Linked DNA regions of Mus musculus: regions 1 and 3 are each linked to region 2. The links are chromatin loops, found by intact Hi-C in ENCODE. Cell type or tissue: heart. All regions are shown on one strand. Region 1 holds the start of Gm24175 (a long non-coding RNA gene). Region 2 has its middle 21 kb from the start of Cd9. Region 3 overlaps Vwf (Von Willebrand factor).

Region 1 (8,000 bases), 260 kb before region 2:
GTTAAGAAAATGTCCCACAGCCACGCCTACAGGTCACTCCAATGGAGGGGAGTCTTCAGTTGAGATTCCTTCTCTCCATGCATGTCTAGGTTTGTGTCAAGTTCACAAAAACCAACCTTGACAGCTAGCATATGTAAGGAAGGAGCCTTGACATCCTGCATACATAAGGCCCCATGTTCAATTTTTTTACTGCCAAAAAAAAAAAAAAACAAAAAACAAACAAACCCATAATGCTATGAACGGAACAGAAACATGCACAGGTTTTTGTGCGAATGTGTTTTTAACTCTCTTGGGGCTGCCCAAAGGAATTGCTGGCTCATGCAGTCTGTGAGTCACTTTTTTCGTTGTCGTGTTCAAATACTTAACAAAAACAACTTAAGGGAGGAAGGGCGTACAGGTCAAGGGGATGAGCTTATAGAGGCTGCAGAGGAGGCCAGCCCCACTGCATGGTCTGTCAAGAAGAGCAGGAGCTAGGTGCTGTGCGCCTCTTGCTTTGCGCTAGTACTAAGACCAGGACTCTGTGGATGGTGCCGCCCACATTTAGAGCAGGTCTTCCTATTCGTATCAGCTACTTTTCTATTGCTGTGGTAAAACACCATGACCAAGGGAACTTTTAGAAGGAAGGATTTATTGAGGCTTATGGTTCCAGAGGTTTAGGGTCCATAATGGTGGAGACAGTATGGCAGCAGGCAGCAGTCTTGGCAGCCAGAGTTGAAAGCTGAGAACCAAGGACTCACCTCACTGCAATCAGAAGGGGGTAAGGAGAGAACTGGGAAGGGAGAGTGGCTTTTAAACATCAAAGCCTGTCTCATCCCCAGCCGTGACATATTTCCTCTACCAAGGCCACACCTCCTAATCCACTGCAAACAGCACCTGCAACTGGAGACCGAGTATTCTAACACCTAGTCCTAGGGGGGGATATTTTTCATTCAAACCACCCCAGTTAATCCAATCTAAAAACTCTCTTATGAACATGTTCAGAGATTCGCCCCTAAGGGATTCTAGACCTCGTCAAGTTCAGTGTCAGCCATTACAAGTCCAGCCCTTGACACTATGACACCCAGATGCATTACTTGTAAGCCAAAACTTCCCATCTTTTGTCCCTATAATCGCAAAGCCATTTTATAAGATGAATTCCACCTGTCACTAAACGTCCCTATAGTCTGTAAGAGTCCCAACACTTTTCAAAAGTCTAGAGTTTCTCCTATGTAATAATAATAATAATAATAATAATAATAAAAGTTACAAGCTTTTAGTACACAATAGCACATAATGAATATTCCTCTTCACAAGGAGGAATGGGGACATAGTGAGGAATGATCAGACCAGAGCAAACCAAAGTTCAGCATGAAGCAGCGTGGTGCCAGCCATGTCTCTCTATACCTGCCATCAAGGGTTCACCGGGCTCCAAGCATCGTGCGTAGCCTCCCTGATGTCCCCAGCGCTGCACAGAACACAAACAGCCTCTCTCTTGATCCAGCCCTCCTTGTGGCTGTGTGATCTTCCTGATACGAACAAAGAAGGAAGACTGAAGTCTGGTGCCAGGCAGAGGAGGAACGTGGTTTGGGGAAAGCGATCTCACATGATTCTGAGAACTTGTCAGACCATCTTGCAGGAGAGATTGGAGACAATGATTTGACAGCGATGGATGGGACAGTATCTTGGCCGGGACTTCTCTAGTTAAGTCTGAACCTCACATCAGGACCCCAAAAATAGATGTGGGTGTTGCTGGAACTCTTTGCTCTTCTTCCTAATGTGGCCTCGCTGAATCAACTTCCCTTTTCTGCTTTTCACTGTTCCTTGTGAGTTTAATTGGCCTGTGGAGGGTGGATGGCCAAGCCCAGGTTTTAGGGCTTCCAGGGCTCAGGCTCTGATAAGCCATGGCTGGGGGTAAAGACATATTGTGAGCATTAGGCACTGACCCCAGACGGAGAAGAAACATTAACCAGTCCAACCCAGCATCCCGCTTTATCCCCTCTCAGGCACACCATCCCCCACCCCCATTTTGGTAAAGCAGAGAAGAAGATGTTTGGACTTTGTTTTGTATGCTTGAGAAAGTCTGACCTTTAGTAAGCTACTCCATGGTGGGTGCCCCTCAGGTGTCTGTCTTCTTATAGTTTGGGGTCCCCTTCGAGCTATTTGGTTTTGCTTTCTTTTTGTTTGTTTCTTTGTTTTGGTACCATTCCAGCCTCTGTTTTGTCTTTAGGAATTCCGTGTCACTGAGGTCTTGCAGAGATCTTTGGGCTACTGTGTTCTGTGTATAATGGTCTTGTTAATTTGGCAGCTCTTTTGAGCAAATTAGGAGTCCTCTTGAGCTATTCCAGCACAAAACATTACTACCACACTACAGGGAATATTGAAATGTGTTGATATTTTGGGGCTCTACTCTGTTGAACCCTTGGGATTCTGTTGAACCACTTGAGACAAAGAAACAAGGGTGTTGTGCTCTCTATTGTGTTTCTGTAACCATGGGAAACAATACGTCTATATCAGCTGATGCTGCCCAGGGAGAATTCTAGTGGACTTATCTTTTCTAAAGGTAGGAGAGCTCACTAATTTGCATTGGGGCAAACATTAAATTGCTCCTAGTATTTCTGAAAACAACTGCGTTGCAAACCTCTGGTCACTTCAGTTTGGAGTTTTTAAAAATAATTGTTTTTATTCATGTACATGTGTGTATGTCTGTGCTGTGGGTGTGTGGGCAACCATGGAGTTCAGAAGAAGGCACTGGGACTCCCTGAAGCTGAAGATGGAGGTGGTTTTGTGGCACCCTGTATGGATGCAGGGCCCGGAAGTTGGGTCCACTGAAAGACGAGCGAGCACCCCGATAACCAGTAGTCCCTCTCATCTCTGCAGCCTCTTGAATATTTTCAAACTCACTGAACTGTAAAACTACTATTCTTGGCATAGTTAATTTGAAATGTGTGTGAGGTGCATTCATTCTCGAACCCAAACGCTTAGGAGTGGTTTGGGGGCTACATTAAGACATATAGAGAAAAGTCTTGGGTTTGGGGTTCAAGGGGACGCTGAGGCAGGTTGATGTTTGGGTAAGAGGTTTGTTAGAAGATTTGTAAATGGTACAGGAGACAGCATGGCAAAGGCTTTGAGGATAATTCAACCCCAGTGACAGACAGATGGCTGGTGTGGGGGCAGGGGCACGTGCGCACGTGTGTGCCTGTGCACTCTGAGGAGTACTCCAGCCCAGGTGGAAGAACAGGGCCTTCCTTAGTTTTCTTGGGATGGGAGAAGGTTCCATGTCCCATGGTTGGTGACTCACCCATGGCTCACAGCTATAAACAGGCTGGCTCTGATTCCTGGGCAGCCAGGGGAAAGAGAGAGAGCTTTGTATTTGAGAAAGGCATTTATGAAAGTAGGAAAAAGGAGATCCATTTAGTTAATGTGTGCCCACCAGATTTGGCGTGTTACAGGTAACCCCCGACAGCTTGGTGACTGTCAACCTGGGGCTAGTATGCAGAAGCCGCTATGTGGGAGCTGGGAAACACATGGGCAAGACCTGAGTAGTGTCTGGTCTGAGTTCTAACATACAAGAACAGTGCTTCCTTGGGTGTGGGAAGTCTAATGAAAATATAGAAATTTAATAGTCAGCTGTAAATTTGGGACTGAAAAGAACCAAAACCCAAACTGGTTAGCTGGGACATTACCTCAGTCAGGCCAGACTATGTTGACTGGAAGACAGTTAGTGACAGATGTCCAAACCAAAGTAACTGGGCAAGGTAATGTCTTATTTTTTTAAAAGGCGAGCAGCAAAGCCAACCACCAAGAGTGAGCACAGCAGAGTGAGGAGGTCACTGCACTGCTGTCCCATGCAGGTGGAAACTGTGTCTCCCCCTTGCTGGTGGGCGGTCCAACTCAATCTGATGTAATTCACAGTCACCAGGGTGGAGAAGGGTGTGGCAGAGTCAGACACTCCCAGCTGTTAAATCCTGGAAACTGAGCCTAAGAATATCTTGTTATAGGATTTTCAAGGTGCATAGCTCATATCTATCTTTAATAAAAAAAATTTTTTTGAAGCTCAAGGATAATTTTATTAAGACTTTAAAAGAAAAGCCCCAGAGTGGGCAGAGAGTAAATCCTGGCAGTGGCCTGGAGAAGGAAGAGAGGGAAGGGAAAGTCATTTGGTCTGCGTGACACTGGCATGGAGGTTGGCCAGTGGCAGACAGGCAGACAGCCACGTGACAGACCAGTGACCATGTGGCCACGTGGCAGGCAGGGAGCGTTAGAGAAAGAGCAAGGAAGCCAAAGTACCAGAGAGCAGCGACTCAGGCTCTGGCAGCTTCCAAAAGAAAGAGACAGAAAAAACTGAAATGTTGCTGGAAAGGTGGACAGACCCCAGCGCCTCATGGGGTGGCAGGGGCTGCCTGTGGCTCTCACTCAAAGAGGACTAAGTTGTCCTAGCCGGGCAAGCTTGAGACCAACATTTAAAAGATGACTGGCCTGTCACCTGTGTGGAGAGATACTTCTGAAGGATTTCTCTGTTGCAGGAAATATCTAGAGCTAGCCCCTGCACTAGGAGATCTCACTCACTAGGTCTCTTGGACCGCCAACTCGACAGCTCTGCTAGGTCACATGGCTCCCACCAGGCCACCTCTCCAATGGGACCCCTGAGTTCCTCTCACTTTCACGAAACACCCCACTCAACCCTGGTTAACCATCTACCTAACTACTCGGTAGAATCAAGACTCTTAATGATTAATTAGCCAATCAGATTTATGTATCAATAATAACACAATTTACAAGATGCCAGTACAATAATTTCAGAGACAAATGATACTGATAAAGCTCTAACACAATTATTCTAATCTTTTGATAACACCTAAGACAGCCTCCTTTCTGGTTCTCCCTCTCCTCTGACCTCTCTGTCTCAACTCCTCGCTCCACCTCCCTCCTCCTGTCCAATCACAAGCCTCCCACTGCCCTAATGTGATTGGACAGAGAAAACTCTGCAACATTTCTCTGCTTTGTCCACATGAAATATCCATATACTTTTGTCAGAGTTCAGATGACTAACTTTGCTAATGGGGTAATTCGTAACATATATGGTGTATGTACATTTGTTTTCAGGCTGGATTTGAGACTTATTACTCACGTGATTTGGCAGGGTTCAGGAGAACACGTGGAACATCAGGAATGCAGGGCCTGACTCTTGTCTAGGAGACCACGAATGGGGGATGTATTTGACCCCACAGCCATTAGAGATGAGCTGCTTCTCAGAGACCATGTCTTAACATTCACCCGCGTGAAACCTAGTGAAGCCTGCTTCTTTGAGATGTGGGTCTTCGGGCGGCCTGGGAGCTTGAACTCTCCCAGGAGCCTCAGTCACATGTTCCGTATTCTGCAGCTTGGTGCAGATGCCAGTGAGAACCCTGGTTACTGTTCCCTGGGGCTTCGCAAAGGCGCCACACATCCCTAGCTGGAGCCTGGGTCGGGGCAGCATTGAGATCAGAAAATTGCGACTGCCTGAAAACTGTCTCCAAGGTCTCTTAGGGCAATCCATACAGGCAACAGGCTGCATGCGCTACAAAAAGGCAACTGTTAGCAAACATTGCACACTGGGTCCCCACGGGGAAATGAATGTACGTTTTAAATTACCAAGGCTCTATGCTTTACTAAGATAATTGCTTATGCTTTCTTTCTGCTGCTTTTCTTTTCAGGACTTTGACTACTTAGAGAACAAGGTCAAGGTTCATTTATGTGTCTCTGTGGGTTAAAGTCTTTTAAATGGCCACTTTAGGACTGCAGAGACCAGCTCAGCAGTGAAGGGCACTTAACTGCTTCTGCTCTCCATTTAAATTAAACCTCAATAAAATAAAATAAAATAAAATAAAAAACAGGTCCAGCAAGAATGGCTAAAGATGCTTTCTACCAAGGCCAACAATTTGAGATGGATACTGGGGATCCCCATGGTAGGAGAGGAAAACCAGCCCCTTCCAGTAAGATGTCCTCTAACTTTTACATGAACTCTGTGATGTGTGTGTGTGTGTGTGATAAACAAGTACCATTTAAAAAGACGTAAACCTATTTGTCCCTCAGGGCTGCCAAGATGGACTTGAGGAGTCCCCCGGCCTCTTTGTTCCTCCCAGTGCCCACACCGAGTAAATAGCCTGTATTCGCGCTTTCCATATGATGCGCCTGTTTGATTGGCCCACTGAGCAGGTAGCCAGGTCCAGAATGTGAAGGTTCCCAGAGCTGGGCCTCTGCCCTTCAAAACTCGTTCATCAGCAGATGTCTCACCGCGCTGGCATATACCACATCCTGGGGGTCCCCACTGCAGCGTGGGCTTCACCCTCAGTCTCTCCTGATGGCCTCTTAGGGGCTCCTTGCTGGAGCTCCAGTTCTGGACACATACTGCTTGACACATAGTGGCTCTCTGGAACTTTGCTGCAAGCCTCTACGGTCCCTTCACCTTGGCAGGTTCCATGCCTGCCAAACAGTACCACGCAGAGGTCAGTGCTGAGTTCTTTTGCCAGCTCAAGGGGTGGCCTGGCTTCACTGGACCACTGTTGTGTCAGCTTCTGTGTGCTGATCCTGTGGAACATTTCTCTGATGGGTTGGTTTTCCATGGGGAAGCCCTTCAGTTGCATTCTTAGTTTAGGCTTTCAGTGTGCAAATTGAATTTTCAAGAGTCGGAGCTTCAATGGGTGGCACCTTTTCTACTGTGCTCCCTGCCACCGCACTCCCCACCTCCCCAACCCTTGGTTTATTCCAGACAGGGATTCCCTGTGTAGCCCAGGCTGTCCTGGAACTCACTTTGTAGACCAGGCTGGCCTTGAACTCAGAAATCTGCCTGCCTTTGCCTCCCAAGTGCTGGGATTAAAGGCATGCACCAACCTTATTCAGCCTTAATCTATAACCACCTTTTTTTTTTAGTTTTAAGATTTATCTTTATATTTTTAAATTATGTGTATATGTGTATTGAGGAGGTCCTCTGCAAGTGTGAATGCAATGCCCATCAGAGTCAGAAGAGGGAGTTTGAGCTGTGTAATGTGAGGGCTAAGAACCGAAACACACCCCAACCCCCAACACACACACCCCCACCCCCACCTCCCCCCACCCCCACCCCTGTCCTTTGTAAGAGCAGTATGCATTCTTTTTTTTTTTTTTTTAAGATTTATTTATTTATTATATGTAAGTACACTGTAGCTGTCCAGAAGAGGGAGTCAGATCTTGATACAGATGGTTGTGAGCCACCATGTGGTTGCTGGGATTTGAACTCCGGACCTTCAGAAGAGCAGTCGGGTGCTCCTACCCACTGAGCCATCTCACCAGCCCCAGCAGTATGCATTCTTAATGACTGAGTCTTGTCTCCACTGACCTTATGTTTAACAATCAAAAGATTCACACCCAGAACAGCCACAGAGGATGGCTCTTCTAAAGCGAGCACAAGCATGTGAATAGGAAACTTAAGGGCTCTAGTCTCGTGAAGGAACGTTTCATTGAAGCAGACACAGGAGAGAGGATGTTCTGCTAAAGCAAGCACATGAAAGCACATGTGATGACATGTATTGGTCCCCCTTACTTTTGCATAGTTGAGCTGCATTTGTCGGGGTACCATAAAGAGAACACACCAAGAAATTTCTGGTGTGGTGTGTTATAGTTTCTGGATGCTTCTGCAGACGTAGGCTGATTGACAGAATGATGCCAGCTAAGACAGATGATGTACCAGTGCTGAGACAAGACAAGTGTTGAGGCAAGACCCGTGGAGGACACATGATGTTTACAGAAAGTATAAATAGGAGTTGATGGACGGTGCCGGGGCGGAGCTTGGCTTGCTAGTACAGCTAGCTGTGCATCGCTTGTGGGTCTCGAGTCTTCTCTGATCTTCACTTCCCTGAGAGAGGCACAGTGGAGAACTTCTCCTGGTGTTCCTGCTGGTCCCTCCTGCTGACTGGAGCCAAGGCTGAGGCCTGGCTGTCTCTGCTAGGTAGAGTCACCACTGCTGATTCGTGTCTTATAAGCTGTGTAACAACTTGAAAAACACC
Region 2 (8,000 bases):
TTGAGCCACAGGAATGTGCTCACCCCACAATATTTATATGGCTCTGCCCACATCTCTCCTGCCACCATTTTGCCTCTGTGACTTGCATGACTAGTATGTACATATTTCTTCCCTCCTACATCACACGCGCACGCAAGCACACACACACACACACACACACACACACATACACACACACACACACACACACACACACACACACACACACAGAGCGAAACTCTAGTGTTTTCTGTCCCTGTCCCTATCCCTTGACCATCCTTCTGGCAGAGGAACTGCCCCAGGAATACCAGCCCAAAGGGTACAAGGAGAGGTAGAAAGAGGGAGACATGCTTACTCTTGGTCTTTGAGTCCAGTTCCTTGGAGATGTGAGCTCAGACTCCCCCCACATACACACAACATGCCTTCTGTCTTGTCTATGTATGGCATGGAGTTAACCCAAGATAGCCAGTTTTCTGAGGCAAAGCGGTTCACCCAAAGATAACTGCAGTTTCCTTTTCAACTTAAAATTAAAGAGGAAAAGTCAAACAATGAACTTTGCCCCACTTTGGATAGAAAATGTTAAATCTAATCCTGGTAGAGAAAATGGTTCTGAAAGCCGAGAGCTATGTATTTCTTCACACTTAACCTTTCTCTAAGCCAACTCTGTTCTCTTTTTTTTAATGAGAGAGCGAGAACAAGAGAGTGAGCAGGTGCTTATACCATGGTGGACACGGAGACATCGGAGAACGGCCTCATAGGTCCTTTTATCTACCATACTTGAGACAGGGTCCTCTGTTGTCTGGTGACTTGTAAGCCAGGCTGGCTCTCCTGCAAACCTTCAGAGCATCACCTTCTCTATGTCCCGCTCACTGTAGGGGTTCTGGGATCAGAGATGCTTGCTACCATCCTTCAGGCGGGTTCTTGAGACCAGAACTCAGATCCTCACTCTTGGGCAGCAAAGCGCTTTCTTTGCCCAGGTATGGTTGGTTAGCTTGGATTTCACGGTCAGTCAGCAGACTGCTTCCTGGGGACTGGTCCTGGATTAAGCTTTCTCGAGGCAAGAGGCTTTCCATTCTCATTCGTCTGAGCCCAGGGCGTGAAGCATGCTAGGCAGGCCCTTCATTCTTCCTTGGGTCTCCATTTCTCAGGGTGATACCCAGCCTCCTTAGGGTCTGTGGTGTTATCATTTATTTGTTTGGTACACTGTCCCCCTTCCCCAACACACTCTGAACTCTATTTCCACAGTGAGTGCTATGGCCCCAGTTAGGATCTTTCTCTCCCAGTATCTGCATGGCTGGTTCCTTCCTTTCTGTGGTTTTCTGCTCAGCCCAGAGCTTCCAATGCATTTCCTTCTGATTTGATCCCACAACTGCCATCTACAGAGTAGATTTCATTTTTATTTTATTTTTCCTTTTACCTCCATCAAAACTTCCCAGGGCAAAGGCTGGACCTTTTCTCCAGGGCCTAGCTAGAAGCAGGCCAATACCACAGTGTTCATTTTTATTTGTGGAACATAGGAAATGGTATTTAGTGGGCAGAGGAAGCCTCCTGGTCCAGGCAGCTTATGCCCTGGTAGGTGGGTGGATTGGTACTTGGTGTCCCTTAGAGGACAGAGTGGCTGCCTGTTAGTCAGGCAGGTCATACTGAAGTCTCAGGGCTGGGACTCGGAGCTCACTTAGAGAATGCTCTGGGCCATCTGCCAGTAATTCCTCTCCTTCCCTTCCTGAGCAGTGAGTTAGCTGGGCTGGAAAAAAATGTCAGGAAATAACCCCTGCTAGAGGGGTCAGTTTGGAGGTAGTAGTGTTAATGGTCAACAACACAAAACATACTCATATAGCCTTCCTTATGTTGTCTACAAGTGAGGCTGTTAGGAAGTTGAGCTGTGTCCCCTGTATTCATAATTAGGGACCTAAGCCCGGCTCAGTTGGAAATCATGTTGGTGCAGATGCAGCCGGTTGTTAAGGCGAGGTCACACTGGAGTGGGTGGGGCTTTAGTCTCATGTGATTATTGTCCTATACAAACATTGAACTTGCCTAGAAAAGAGTGCCAGCCCGCCACAGAAGAACACGCACTGGACAATTCCAGTTAAGTGGGACCTAGAAGAGAGTCAAATGATAGGCAATAACAGTGGTTACTAGAGACTGGAGATTACATGGGAGAACAAGAAGCCAAGGTTTCATGCACAGATATGGAGTTTCAGGGTGGGACAGACTAAAAATTCTGGAGCCCGGTAGTGAACCTTAATGTTGCTTTGCTGTAGAGTTAAAAATGGTTAAAATGGTTTCTAAGAGTCAATTTAATTTTTCTTTTCTCTTTTAAGGTTGCAGTCCTTCATGGGGGGGGGGGTTGGGGCAGAGGGATGGGAGGGAGAGTACTAGTGGCAGAAGTGATGGACTGTTACATTGTATCTACACACCAGAAGCAGAGTGCTAGATGCTGCTGCTCAGACACCATCTCCCTTGTATTTTACTTTACTTTGTTATTGAGATGGTATCAAAATGTAGCCCTAGCTAGGCCTAAACGCAGGATCTTCTTGCCTGAGTTTCCACCACACCCTGAGTCTGCTATGTATGTTCGACAATGCTAATAAACCTACTAAAGTGGAAATAAGGAGGCAACAAAGATACGCGGAGATGGTTCACGAGTTTGGAGACTTTTCATCGACTGGACCACAGAGATTGCCAGCAAAGAAAGAATCAGCAGCTAGGAAAGAAGAGCCTGGCCCATCTCGCTCAGAGCCCACAGGAGGGTTCAATTCGGCCCACACCACTCTGCCCATACCTACCTGCCCACACTTTGATCTCTGACTTTGGCTCCAGAGTCTGGAGACAGTACAATTCTCTTTAAACAACCTAGTCTGTGGTGCTTTGTTACCATAGCCCCAGAAAGACACAATGCCTCTCTGTGGCTGGCTGGCACCCCTCTCCAGCCCCCTGGTTTCTGGAGAATCGAGGACAAGCTGGCTTCTAAGGGCTCTCCGAGGCTGTTCCACCCTTCCCGGTTCTTAGCCAGTCCTGCCTCCTTGCTTTCTCTCTTCCCTGCTGTCAGAGTGGAGATGACTTGAAAGCCAGGGATCTTCAAAGCTTGTTCAATGCCCTATCCTCGGGCCTGGGTGCTCCCCCAGCCCCACCTTGATATGAATTTGTAAAAATGCATATGTATAGGAGGGAGTGAGGAGTGAGGCACTTTCCTCTGATCTCTATCAGAGTTGCTTTGACAGAATGCTTGTTGCTTAGAATAAGCAGGGATAGTCATGGTGACAGCTAGGCAATACAGAGCCTGTGGCCTCTCTAGACTGAGGTGAAAACAGAAAGTCTGGCTGGGTCTGCCTTTGTAGGGCAGGAGCTACAAGAGACAGAGGTAAAGCCTTTCCCTTAGGGCCACTGAACACAAACATGGCCCTGGTTCTAGTAATAAAGGAAAAAGGCTTCCGTGTCATCTGAGGCAGAACCCGCAAGAGGATGGGGACAGGAAAGGCAGAATAGACACTAGGGTCAGTGATAGGCTCATTTCCAGACCCCGGGAGCTCACAGTCTGCACAGGGAGGCAAAGGCCTGAGAGCCTGAGAACAAGGCCTGGGCTGCTCTCCCGGGGCCTGCAGAGGCAGCTGTGGGAGCAGAGGAGATAGTCTGACAGCAGGGTTTGCAGAAGGCTGCATGGAGGAGGTGCCAGCTGAGAAAACCTTGGCAGAGGGAGGGAGGGGTGGAGAATGGGAGGCATACGGTGGAAGCAGAGAGTACCAGGGTGGTGGGTTGTGAAAGGGCCATGGGAAGATGACCAGTGAGGGTCCCTGTGCTTGGCTAATGAGGGAGGCACTGGTACAATTCCCTGTCCCAACTGTTGGGTTACCCTCCTAAGGGAGGTTTGAACAAACATCTGTTCACCTCAAATAGGGCACCAACAATGACCAAAGAAACCATTCCATGTTCATCTCTCAGGGCGGGGTGGAGGTGGGGGGACGGGGCAGGGGGCAGAGGGAAGAGACCAGTGAGTCTTCTGAGCTTGCGAATCACAAATTTCTGAGCTTCCTGATTTATATATATATATATATATATATATATTTAAGACCTGGGGTCCTAAGATTTGACTCCAGGAAGGAAGTGCAGAGGAAGTAGCCGTACAACACCAGACATCAGCTTGCACTCTCATCAGGGTTGATTCTAAACTTGTCTCTCCAAGGCTTGGCTGCCTGCCAGCTTTTGAGAGGTGACCGAGTCACGAGCACCCAACTTTCTAAGTGGATTGATGGCTGTACTTGTTGGTTTGGCGTGTCAACTGGACACACGCTAGAGTCATCAGAGAGAAAGGAGGAGCCTCCGTTGAGGAAATGCCTCCTTGAGATCCAGCTGTAAGCCATTTTCTCAGTTAGTGGTCAGTGGGGGTGGGACAACCCATTGTGGATGGTGCCATCCCTGGCCTGGTGGGTCTGGGTTATATAAGAAAGCAGGCTGAGCAAGCCATGAGCAAGTAGGCCAGTAAGCAGCACTCCTCCATGGCCTCTGCATCAGCTCCTGCTCCAGGTCAATCCCTCCTTGAGTTCCTGTCCCGACTCCTTCCAGTTATGTAGTAACTTCCAGTTATTTCGAAGTGAATGCCAAATAAACCCTTTCCTCTCCAACTTGCTCTTTGGTCATGGGGTTTTCGTCACAGCAACCCTAGCTAAGACAATGGGTTAATAAATAGCCAACTGGACTATTAGGGGGTAGGGCCTGGTCAGAGGAAGTAGGTCACTAGCATGTGGTGTGTGTGTGTGCCTTTGTAGTGTTTATCTTGCCCTCTGCCCTTTCCTCTTTGCTCCCCGGCCACCATGAGGTGAGCAGTTCTGACCCAGCACGCCACATTTGTCATAATGCTCTGCCTCAGAGAGCAGAGGCCCAGAAACAACTGAATCACTCACCGTGTCACAGACTGGAGACTCTGAGATATAAGTATAGGAAATAAATTCTTCTTGATTTTCTTTTTGGCCCTGGGAATTGAACCTAGTGTTATAGGTGAGGAGTCGAGTCTGTGGCCACCCACTCAAGTTACCAGATCTCTGTGTCTGAGGGCAAAACATTTGGTCAGCAGGGGACACCTGGTTAGAGATAGAAATAGAGACAGTTTGTTAAGAAAAAGAAAGCACTTCTGAGAATGGGGCTGGGTCTGTGAACTGAGGGAAAAGCTTGTTCTTAGAAGCACTGGGTCAGGAAATCAGTGACCATGTTTAGGCCATCTACATAGCTCCTATCTGTCCCAGTTCGAATAAGGCTGCTTTCTCAGGGATGCTCTGTTTGCTGTTTGGAGCCCAGTGAGTAAGGACTTCCAGGGTTTGTCTGACAACTGGCTTCTTTCATATGTTAATCTTGATGTAACTTTCACCAGTCCCCAATCCTCTGAGAGACTTGGGCCTAAAAATTGGGGTGGTGGTGGACAAAGAGGGTGATGATGAATTAACCTTCTATAGCTACGTTCATGTTGATGAGGGTGTAGTGGCTGCTTAAGAGGAACCACAAGATCATCTATTTACTGCTAAAGAGAAGCGTTGGCTTTCAGTGGTAGGAGTTGATTGGAATTCCTGCATTGTAGGGTGTTTTGTTTCAAGTTGTTACATAGCTTAGAAGACACAAATGTTACAAAATCGGGACTATAAGATGGAAGCAAGAGTAAAGATTACACCAATGGGTGAGCATAGAAGGTCTGAGAACCAGGAAGCCATGCTTGTGCTTGTTTTAGAAGAGCCATCCTCTGTGGCTGTTGTGGGTGTGAACCTTTAGATTGTGTGATGGTTTGTATATGCTCGACACAGGGAGTGGCACGATTAGAAGGTGTGGTCCTATTGGAGTAGGTGTGCCACTATGGGTGTGGGCTATAAGACCCTGATCTGGAAGTCTGTCTTCCACTAGCAGCCTTCAGATGAAGATGTAGGACTCTCAGCTCCTCCTGCAACCATGCCTGTCTGGATGCTGCCGTGTTCCTGTCTTGATGATAATGGACTGAACCTCTGAACCTGTAAGCCAGTGCCAATTAAATGCTGTCCTTATAAAGAGTTGCCTTGGTCATAGTGTCTGTTCGCAGCAGTAAAACCCTAAGACAGATTGTTAAACATAAGGCCAGTGGAGAGATGGCCCAGTCATTAAGAATGCATACTGCTCTTGCAAAGGACTCGAGTTCGGTTCTCAGCACTCACATTACACAGCTCGAAACTGCCCGTGACTCAAATTCCCAGCTCCCTCTTCTGACTCTCATGGGCATTTGCATTCACACTTGCAGAGGACCTCCTCAACACACATATACACATAATTTAAAAATATAAAGATAAATCTTAAAACAAACAAAACAAAACAAAAGGTGGTTATAGATTAAGATTGTGTCAGCCAGGCAGTGGTGGTACACACCTTTAATCCCAGCACTTGGGAGGCAGAGGCAGGTGGATTTCTGAGTTTGAGGCCAGCCTGGTCCAAACTAGTCTACAGTTCTCTTGTGTGCTTCCAAACCCAAGAGGGCTCCTTGGCTCTTGTTCCTAGAATAGCGTTTTACCTGTGTCCTGCCAGCCCAGAGAGAAAATTTTGTCTCATACCCAGAGTTCCTTCCATGATGATTCTTCCACATCAAACGGAGAGAGCTGTCAAAGTCTAATTGCTATTTTTTTTTAAAGTTTCTAGCGTCTCCCCTATCCCCCTAGTAGGCTGAAGCATGTTACAGGAGTCATGGTGTGTATGTATGCATGTGTGTATATGGGGTGGGCTGGAGGGGCTCCAAGCTAAGTCAGTAGGAGCCTAATTGTTTCACCTTTAAGGTGAGGCGGCTCAAGGCCATCCAGCTGGCTTTGCCTCGGGTTATAGAGCAAAGACCACAAGACCTCTCCCAAGCCTCGTGTGCTAAAATAGGCAGGGACTTTCCACTCTTTAGCATTCTTACCTATGAGGCTTTGAGAGGCACACCCAAACTGCAGTCTCTTCAGGACACACCTAATTGCATTTGACATCTATTTAAGCTTCTATATTTTGCTAACAATTAGGTTTTCTACGTACAATAATCAGATATCCCTCTAACCCCGAGGCAGGTTGAGATGAAACCTGGTGGTCAGCCCTGGGATCATTCACCACCCAAAGGTATGGCTCTCCTGAAGGCTGCTTGGATCTGGTTAGTGAAGGTTCAGGAGTGAAGTGGCCAGTAACACTGGAATTCCAGCTCAGCTAGCTGGTCAGCGTGCAGGATGATTTGGCAGCTCTGACGTCAGCAGGAGTCTCAATAACAGCAGTGGTTTGAGCTGCCGATGGCAGTCTCTCTCAGGGTCTTTTAGGATTTATGATGAAGATGACGTCACTTTGCCTCCTGTAGAGACTCTATCTGGAAATCAAGGTTGGTGTTGCCTCTGTAGATTTCTGCTGCAAGGGATGAGAGAACATCCTTTTCCTTCATCTTCAGGACATCAAAGACTCCAGACATTGTGACTTTTCATTTAAGTTATGACAGGAATTAACAGTATTGCTGAACAATGTGGTGTGGATCCTATCTTGGGCAATGGAAAGCTGTCTTTTGTTTTTCTTTCCATCTGTTTTGTTGGGAATGTTCAGTCCAGTGATGAGACTAGGTCAGCAATTGGCTCTTGCTTCAGGTCTCTCTTACTCACCATCTAGAAGGCACTGTTTCAGCAGATGACTCTTTGAGGTCCAACTTCCCTGTTTTTTTTGAAAGTTTTTGGGCTAACATAATTATTTGTGTCATTAAGGTGAGGAATACTCGTTGGATAGTAAAAAGCAAAGGCAGGAGTATCTTGGTGAGTTGAAAGTTGTACCCATTGGGAAGGTGGTAGGAAGGTTAGAGCCTATTGTGATGTGGGGGCTGAGTGATGTGGAATTTGAGGTTTTTGGGAGTCCCCATAAGAGAAGCGAAAATCAAGACCAGAGACAGATTTGGATGCAAGAGGTGTGCTAGCTGCCCAGCGGTGCTCTGGGGTCTTCGGAGGAGTTTCTTAGTGTTTACTTGAATTGCCGAGACTCTAGGTTTGAAAAAGACACAAGGATGCTAAAAGTGCCCG
Region 3 (8,000 bases), 64 kb after region 2:
GAGAAGCACACAAAGTATCCATCCTGTTGGGGACAGAGCAGTTTGCTCTTCATGTCCTGATTACACAATTGTTTATTTGCATGGGCGGACCTGTCACTTCTTGCTCTATCTAGATGGGGAGCCGGCAGGTGTGCGTGGGAGGGTAATTTCATCAAGTAGTTTGGTCTGCAGTAGGCTCTTGGCAGTTGGAACAGCCATTCATCTGCCTGCCTGGGATTCAAAGTTGTTGAATTTTTATTTATTTTTTTACTTTTATTTGACATGTATGGGTGTTATGCGTGCATGTATGTTGTTATGCTATGTGCATGCCTGGTGCCTAAGGAGGCCAGCAGGGTTGTCATATCCCTCTGGAACTTGAGTCACAGATGGTTGTGAGCCATCATGTGGGTGCTGAATGGGGAAATTAGATCTGGGTCCTTTGGAAGAGCAGCCAGTGCTCTTAACTACTGAGCCATCTCTCCAGTTCCAATTCAGAACGAGTTGTAAGACTTTGGCCCATGGAATCCAGCAAACTCAAGGATACAAGTCTACACTTAGTGGCTGAGTGACAGCACCATGAGTTGGGTTTATAGACAGGGTACCCGCTCCCCAAGCCTTATTGTTAAGGTTTGGACACAAGCATCTACATACATTTCCCTTTGGCAACACGAGCTACTTCTCAAGTCTTTCCCGACTCACCAAAAGGCTAAGTAAGGAATGAGGACTTATACAAGGAATGTCTAGGACCAGGAAGTAGTCTTGGGTTCACCCCCTTCTTATCCTCACCTGGGTTCTTTTCCTGCGTTGCCTCTCAGTGTCCCCCTCCTTCGGGCTCTCCTTTACTGAACACTCAAATAAGAAAACCCTTTCCTTTACATTCAATATGTTGTCCACTTAAGAGCAGCTCCAGAGAAGAGCTAAGTGGCCATGGTGATGGTGACAGCCATGGAGGTGGCCTATGGTGGTCCTGCTTTATTTGCTATGAGGTTTCAAAGATTTCCTTTGGGTGGGCTGGCATTTTGCCTTTTGGGCAAACCCTTAGGAGGGCTGGATAAAGTCCTAGCATCAATTTCTCCCTATTACAGCAAACCCCAGGGTCTGTAACAAAATGCAGTTATCCTGTATCCATGGCTCCATTGTAGGAAAATCTTACCTGTTCTGAACGCACTGTTTTTTTCCTTATCATTCCTTAAACAATGTGTGGTGACAACTATTTCCCTACACTTATACCATAGCTAGTAGTATAAGTAATTTAGACGGTGTTTAAAGCATTTTGAAGATGTGTGGGGTTCCAATGGGGGACCCAGCATTCATAGATTCTGATATGAGAGGAGGGTCCTAGAAGCAGTTCTCCATGGCTACTGAAGGATGGGTGTTTCTCAGATGTTTCCTTTCCTTTGCCCTCTTCCAGGGAGGATAAGAGTAGGCAAAGAATGGAATAGGTCCCATCAGAACACACTGAGATGTTTTGTATGGGTCAGGCACTGCTGAAACTGTGTAAGGCTTACAAGGTAGAGATCTGAGGACCGGGCACACAAGAGAACTTAACCCATCATGAAGGAGAACAGCAGTGCCTGGGGGTCAGTAGGTGACAAATTGCTTGATGGGTGGTAAGTGACAGGCAGCTCAGGTGATTGATTGCTGTCACAGAGCTGGTGATTTTTCTTGCTGTGAGCAGGATATGTAGACCGGTCCATGCTGGGCTGTTTATTCAAGAGCTTGGGTAAGTTCTGAACTGCACCTCAGGGAATAATACTGTGGGCAAAAGTCCCCAGAGGGAAGCCACACCTCCCAATGCCCTTCTGCAAGGCTGATGGGGTGATTAGGACCTCAGTGATCATGGAGGGCTTGGAATGGTTTAGTTCCAGAGCCCGATTCCACTTTATCTTGGGTTATCTTTGGCTCTCTAAATAGCCATCTCTTGTCCACTTCTTACATCCTTGTGGTTGACAGATAGACCCTTTTGGAATGTATTCACTTAGCAGATCACCAGGTTCCACCAACCAAAAGGCTAAGCAGAGTCTGCTCTAACCCGCCCACACGATGTTTCCACCAATGGCTTTGCATAGTGCCTTAATGTATGCTTTCTTTGTTCGGTTACTACAATAACAGTGTGATGAAACTGTTAACTACATCGGAACATGGAATTTGAAGTATTTCGAATCTGTGTTCCAGAGCCACGATCATTTATAGCTGGCTTCAGAATAAACGTTTTTAAATCCCCTCTGAGGTTAGAGCTATGCTTCTTATGTGGACACTGCCTGACTCTTCGTCTGGCTGCCAGAGTCTTGCTCTGATTCTGAGAACTACTCATGTTCCCAAGAGGCTGGGGCAGAGTGAGAAAGCGCCTAGTGGACACGGGCATTTCTACTAGGTTATATAGCCATCCTGCATATCACGAGCGTCTCACTCATGATACTCACTAGCTTAAGAAGAGGAACCTTCACAAACCCCATCCCTGTGATGGGGTTGGTATGAGCCAGGATGGAGATCTGAATCTTGACCATGAGTCGGAAACTTGGAATGTGGATAAGAACCCCAGAGCAGCCAGCGGTTATAAGTGGACTCAGTGATCTCCTTTTACCCCATCCATCCCTGAATCCATCCCTGGCTGACTGATTGGGGAACTATCCTCTGCCCTGAGGTTTTTGTTTTTGTCTTTGTTTTTGTTTTTCGAAACAGGGTTTCTCTGTGTAGCCCTGGCTGTCCTGGAACTCACTTTGTAGACCAGGCTGGCCTCGAACTCAGAAATCCACCTGCCTCTGCCTCCCAAGTGCTGGGATTAAAGTATGCACCACCACTGGCGGGCTCTGAGTGAATTCTTGAACCCACTGCTTTAGACCAGTTCAGCTTCTAGGCGCCTCCACACCTCCTCCAAGGGGCGGGCCCACAGGAGGCCTCCTGCCGCCTACTCTGGAGCTGGAAATATCAGGGCCCAGCAAACAACTTGCGCTTCTTATACTTTTCTCTCCTTTCTTTATTCTTTCCAGGCCTAGGAATGTTCATCCCCTCCCTTCCCCCCTCTTCTCCTTTGTCAGCTGTTTGAGAAGAAACAATTGCGTAGCTGCAGACCTCTGGCTCTTGCTTTTAATCCTGCCTTGCCGGCATACCCCCCTGGGGAGATTCTCCTGCTTTCTCTCCCCTCCCTGGATGGGGCCTAACATCCCCAGGGAAGAGGCCTGGCCTCTTCTGATGAACTGAAAATGGGATTAGGATGGGCCACAATTGGGTCTGTACTCCTGTGCAGGAGGGTGAAGTCGTGGATTGATGGAGTCAGGGCTGCAGTTCTCTGCCAGCTTCCGACACCACCGACAGGAGATGAAACAAGACAGAAGTAGCTGGTGCCAGGCACTGGAGCCAGGAGATGCTGGAAGTGCAAATTAGCTGACCTTCATTTTGTGTCCCTGCCAGAATGGTTTAGCAGAGAGCCAAAGTGAAGCCTGTGCAGACAGCAGGCGAGTGGTAGCGGTGGGGAGCACTTGCAGGCTGCCTCCCCACGCCTTCATTTAATTTGTTTTGTAGCAAGGATTGCTACCTATGTAGATCCACTCAAGAGTGGCAAGACAGTCATGGCAACCATGGCTTGTAGTTAGTGTGTTTCTCTCTCAGGGCAGCTCAGGGCAGGATGCCCAGAGCTAGGCAAGAATCCCCCGTGCTGGTAGAGTCTAGGGTGGTCCTGTCTGATTCTCTGTTGCCGTCAGGATGGAACTTGTAGCTTACAGTCTAAGAGGCCATGCAAACACCTGGCACCACAGTGACATGCCAGCAGTGGAAGGAGAAGAGACAAGACAGGAAGCTCCATCAGAGGACCGCGCTGGAGGTGTAGTGAATCTTCCTTCTCCTGTCTTCCTGGGCCGGGACAGCCAAGTGCTGTGGCTGCTCCTGGCCTCAGACAGGCAGAACATGGAATCTTCATTCCCAGTCGCCATGCCCAAGTGGAAGCTGGAAGTTGAGTCACGACTAAGAAGGGGGAGAAGACACTGGGCTGTGCTGAGTCTTTTCCTATAGCTGAGAAGCGTGGAAAACAGAGATACGTTTCTTTAGGTTGGGCTGGAGAGATGGCTCAGCGGTTAAGAGCACTGACTGCTCTTCCAGAGGTCCTGAGTTCAATTCCCAGCAACCACAAGGTGGCTCACAGCCATCTGTAATGGGATCCAATGGCTTCTTCTGGTGTGTCTGAGGACAGCTACAGTGTACTCACATAAAATAAATAAATACGTCTTTAAAAAAGAATGCTTTCTTAAAAAATTTTTCTTTAGGTCATGTGCTTTAAACATGATAGAGTTGGCCTTCTAGCCCATCCATGCTTCTAGAACCCCATGTTTGCTATACTGTCATCTAAACTTCGATGCCCAGGTCTCTTATATAAAATGGCAAGCCCACTAGTTACGGCCTGTCCATATCCTCCTGTCTACTTAATTTTATTTAGAAATTACTGTGTTACTTTAAAAAGATGATTGCATGTATTATTTGTTTTTAAATTGTATGTGTGTGTGTGTAGTAGCCTTAGAGACCTAGCGAGGACATTGGGTCTCCTGGAACTGGAATTACAGGTGGTCGTAAGTTATCATGTGGGTGCTGGGAACTGATCTAAGGCCTTCTGCAAGTGCAGTGAGTGTTCATAACTGTGGAGCCATTTCTCCAGCCCCTGTTGTTGTTTTTGTGTATAACACACACACACACACACACACACACACACACACACACACGGTGAGAGAAAGAGAGAGAGAGAGAGAGAAGAGTGAGAAGAATGATGTCTGTGTGTGTGGGCCATGTGATGTCTATGTATTGGTCATGTGATATCTATGTGTTGGTCGTGTGATGCCTATGTGTGGATCATGTGATATCTATGTGTGGGTCATGTGATGTCTGTGTGTTGGTCATATGATATCTATGTGTTGGTCATGTGATATCTCTGTGTGGGTCATGTGATGTCTATGTGTGGGTCATGTACCACAGGGCACATGTGGAGGTCTAAGGACACTTGAGGAGTCAGTTTTCTTCTTCCACCTTAATGTGGGTCCTGGGAATCAAACTCAGGTCATCAGTTTTGTGCAGCAGGTGCCCTACCCACTGAGCTAGCTCCTCTCATATGCTTTAAATGATTGCAGATTATTATACCCAATTCATGGTAAATGGTATGTAGATAATTCTCAGACTATATTGAGGGAATAACAAAAAGGAACAAAAGGTGGGTACATGTTCAGTTTGTATGTAATCATCTGCCCAGATATTTTAAAGTTTTGGTTGAATCTGTGACCACGGCATCCCTGACTCACTCTGACCAGTGGCTTGGTGACAAGTGACCAACTTCAGAGCACAGCCCAGCCTCAAGCCTGGCTATCGCACGTTTGTCCGGGGTCCCTCAGGCTGCTCAGTGTCAGGAATCCTTTTAACCCTGAACAATTAACTGAGGCTCCAATTTGTTTATTCCTGTTATAGTTCTTGCCCAATTTAACATATTGGGCATTAAAACAGGGACTTTTAAAACATTAATCAATTAAAGAAATAATAGAATTTGCCAGGTGGTGGTGGCACACATATTTAATCCCAGCACTTGGGAGGTAGAGGCACACAGATCTCTGACTTCGAAGCTGGCCTGGTCTACAGAGTGTGTTTTGGGACAGCCAGTGCTACACAGAGAAACTCTGTCTAGAATGGACATTCAAACAAACAGAAAGACAGACAAACACAGAACAAAGAAAGAGAACGCATTGCTTCTCAGGCTTATGACTCTTCCTTGATACCTTGCTTAAGGAGATTCAAGTATGAGAGAGAGTCCAGCTCATTTCTCTTAAGCCAGGGTTTTTCTTTTTTTTTTTTACTAGACAGCAGTGGAAGGAGAGGAAAAGCATAAGACCCCAGCGTTACAGAAGCATATGCACATATGTATATGTGTGTGTATATACACAAACAAATATATACACACACATATATGTGTTTGTGTGTGTGTGTGTGTGTGTGTGTAATTCTTTCCAGATCCATCGGATTTCCTGATTTACAGCTAATTCTTTACCGTATAATTCTATTATGTGATTACCACATTTTTATTATCCACTCATCTGTGCATGGACATCTAGACCAGTTCCGTTCCCTTGCTATTGCGAAGAGCTCAGCAGTGCACATGCATGTGCAAGGACTTCCATGGTAGGCTAGAGTCCACTGGGTTTATGACTTGAAGTGGCACAGCTGTGTCATATAGTAGTTCTATTGTCATTTTTTGGGAAAGCCCCCTTCACACCGACTTCCTTAATCACTGCGTTACTTATGCTCCTGTCAGCACTGCATAAGGATTCCCTTTCTCTATATCCTTACCGGCACTGTTGTTCATTTTGATGACAGCCAGTGTGAGGTAAGGGGTAAGAAAGAATCTCAGTTTCGTTTCCGTGTGCTTTTCCCTGATGGCTGAGGATGCTGAAGACTATAAAAAGTGCTTACCAGCTATCTGTGCTCCTTCATCTGCTTGTTTCATTAGCCCATAGACCATGTATGGATTCTTTAAAAAACTTAATGTTTATTTTTGACAGTACTAGGCATTACACTCAGAGCCTCATGCATGCCAGGCATGTGCTCTATCATTGAGTGACATCCCCAGCCTTATTTTATTTTTTTGTATATATGTATGTATGTGTATGTATGTTCATGTGTATATGTATGTGTAGATGTATGTGTATGCATGTGCATGTATGTATATGTATGTTCAGTGTATGTATGTGCATGTATGTGTGTATGTATGTTCATGTGTGTGTGGATGTGCATGTATGTGTGTATGTATGTGCATGTGTGTATGTTCATGTGTGTGTATGTGCATGTATGTATGTGTATGTATGTGCATGTGTGTATGTATGTGTATGTATGTGCATGTGTGCATGTGCATTCACTTGTGGATGTCAAGGGTAACCTCGGGTGTCAGTACTTGCCTTGTGCTTATTTGGGGCAGGGTCTCCTTCTTGTTGGCCACTGTGCACACTGAGGCAACTGGCCTGCAAGTTTTTGGGTTTTTCTTGGCCCTGCCTCCCATCTGGCTGTAGCAGCCCTGGACTCACAGACACATGCTATTGTTCCTGGTATATGTGGTTTCTGGGGATTCAAGCTCAGGTTCTTATGCTTGCTGTGCAAGTATTTAACCCCCTGGGCCATTGCCTCAGCCCTATTTAGTTTTTTGACACAAGATTGTGCTATGTAGCAGAGACTGGCCTCCAACTCCCTGTCTGTCTCATCCTCTCAAGTGCTCGGCGTACAGGCACGTGCCACCATACTGGGAAGACCTAGTACTTTTTTTTTTTTTTTTTTTTTTTTACTTTGTGTATTCTTATCCCAAATCTGAAAGACTAGACATATTCTTTTTCTTTGAAGGAAATACTGTGTCCGTTGAAAGTGTCTGCCAGTTTCTGAGGTTCTGTGTTCTGTCTTGCTGGGGTGTGGGAACTCCACTTGGGCAGACAAAACACAGAGTGCAAGTAATTGGCTTGCAGTGAGCGCTGACGCACTGTTCAGGGGTGAAAGAACACACAGCCTAAGATGGGGACCCCAGCCCGGGTGAGAACCGAGGCGGGCTGAAGCTGAAGCTGAAGAGGCGGGGCTCTCAAGTTTCCAGGCTTCCAGTCATAGCTGGAAATCCTCTGGCTTAGCTCGGCAGTGAGCATGTCCTGGAGTGCCTTCTGTGGGGCCTTCTGTGGGAGACTTAGGCAGTGTGGCTCTGTATGGCGAAGGCTTTCCCCACAGTGGTTCTTGATAAGAGAGACAGTCCTTGCTTGTCCATACCATTTATTTATTGTTCACTATGGAAAATGGGTGCATTCGACTTACTCAGGGTGGACCAGAGATTAAATACCTTTTGCAGGAAGAAATGTCTGGGAAGGGAAGCTTATTGGCTAAACCCTCTGGGCGGGCCCACCTAGATACCTCATACTCTGTGCTATGTGATTAGAGGTTACAATCTTCCTGGGGTGGGGGTGGGGGGTGGGGTTGTGATCCCATGCTCCAGGAAAGGAGCCCTGATCAGGAGAAGGTGAAACGCC

What was found. A loop is a pair of places that touch in the nucleus more often than their neighbours do. Peaks named below come from ENCODE experiments on the same cell type or tissue, not always from the same donor. Only the 100,000 strongest peaks of a DNase experiment are listed, where the experiment ranks them.
Region 1: a loop joins it to region 2, with 5 times the contacts of the local background. A loop is called at or near these places in 2 of 42 quality-filtered maps.
Region 3: a loop joins it to region 2, with 1.8 times the contacts of the local background. A loop is called at or near these places in 4 of 42 quality-filtered maps.

The regions. Positions count from the first base shown.
Region 1 is chr6:125,252,566-125,260,565 of GRCm38, forward strand. It overlaps Gm24175 (a long non-coding RNA gene), which reads right to left and starts at 5,360. Exons shown (of 3, transcript XR_869428.2): 1 at 5,108-5,360; 2 at 1,384-1,884; 3 at 609-741. LOC115486330 (a small nucleolar RNA gene) reads right to left here and starts at 5,612; the gene lies at 5,484-5,612. In heart, no CTCF peak of the experiment used is centred here; DNase peaks (open chromatin) are centred at 1,666 and 4,196.
Region 2 is chr6:125,511,455-125,519,454 of GRCm38, forward strand. No RefSeq gene overlaps it. Among named protein-coding and RNA genes, the nearest start is that of Cd9, 21 kb to the left of the region's middle. In heart, no CTCF peak of the experiment used is centred here; DNase peaks (open chromatin) are centred at 1,697 and 4,207; H3K27ac peaks cover 1,873 bases; H3K27me3 peaks cover 270 bases.
Region 3 is chr6:125,575,213-125,583,212 of GRCm38, forward strand. The region is part of intron 6 of Vwf (Von Willebrand factor); the gene reads left to right. Among named protein-coding and RNA genes, the nearest start is that of Vwf, 26 kb to the left of the region's middle. In heart, no CTCF peak of the experiment used is centred here; a DNase peak (open chromatin) is centred at 3,269; H3K27ac peaks cover 452 bases.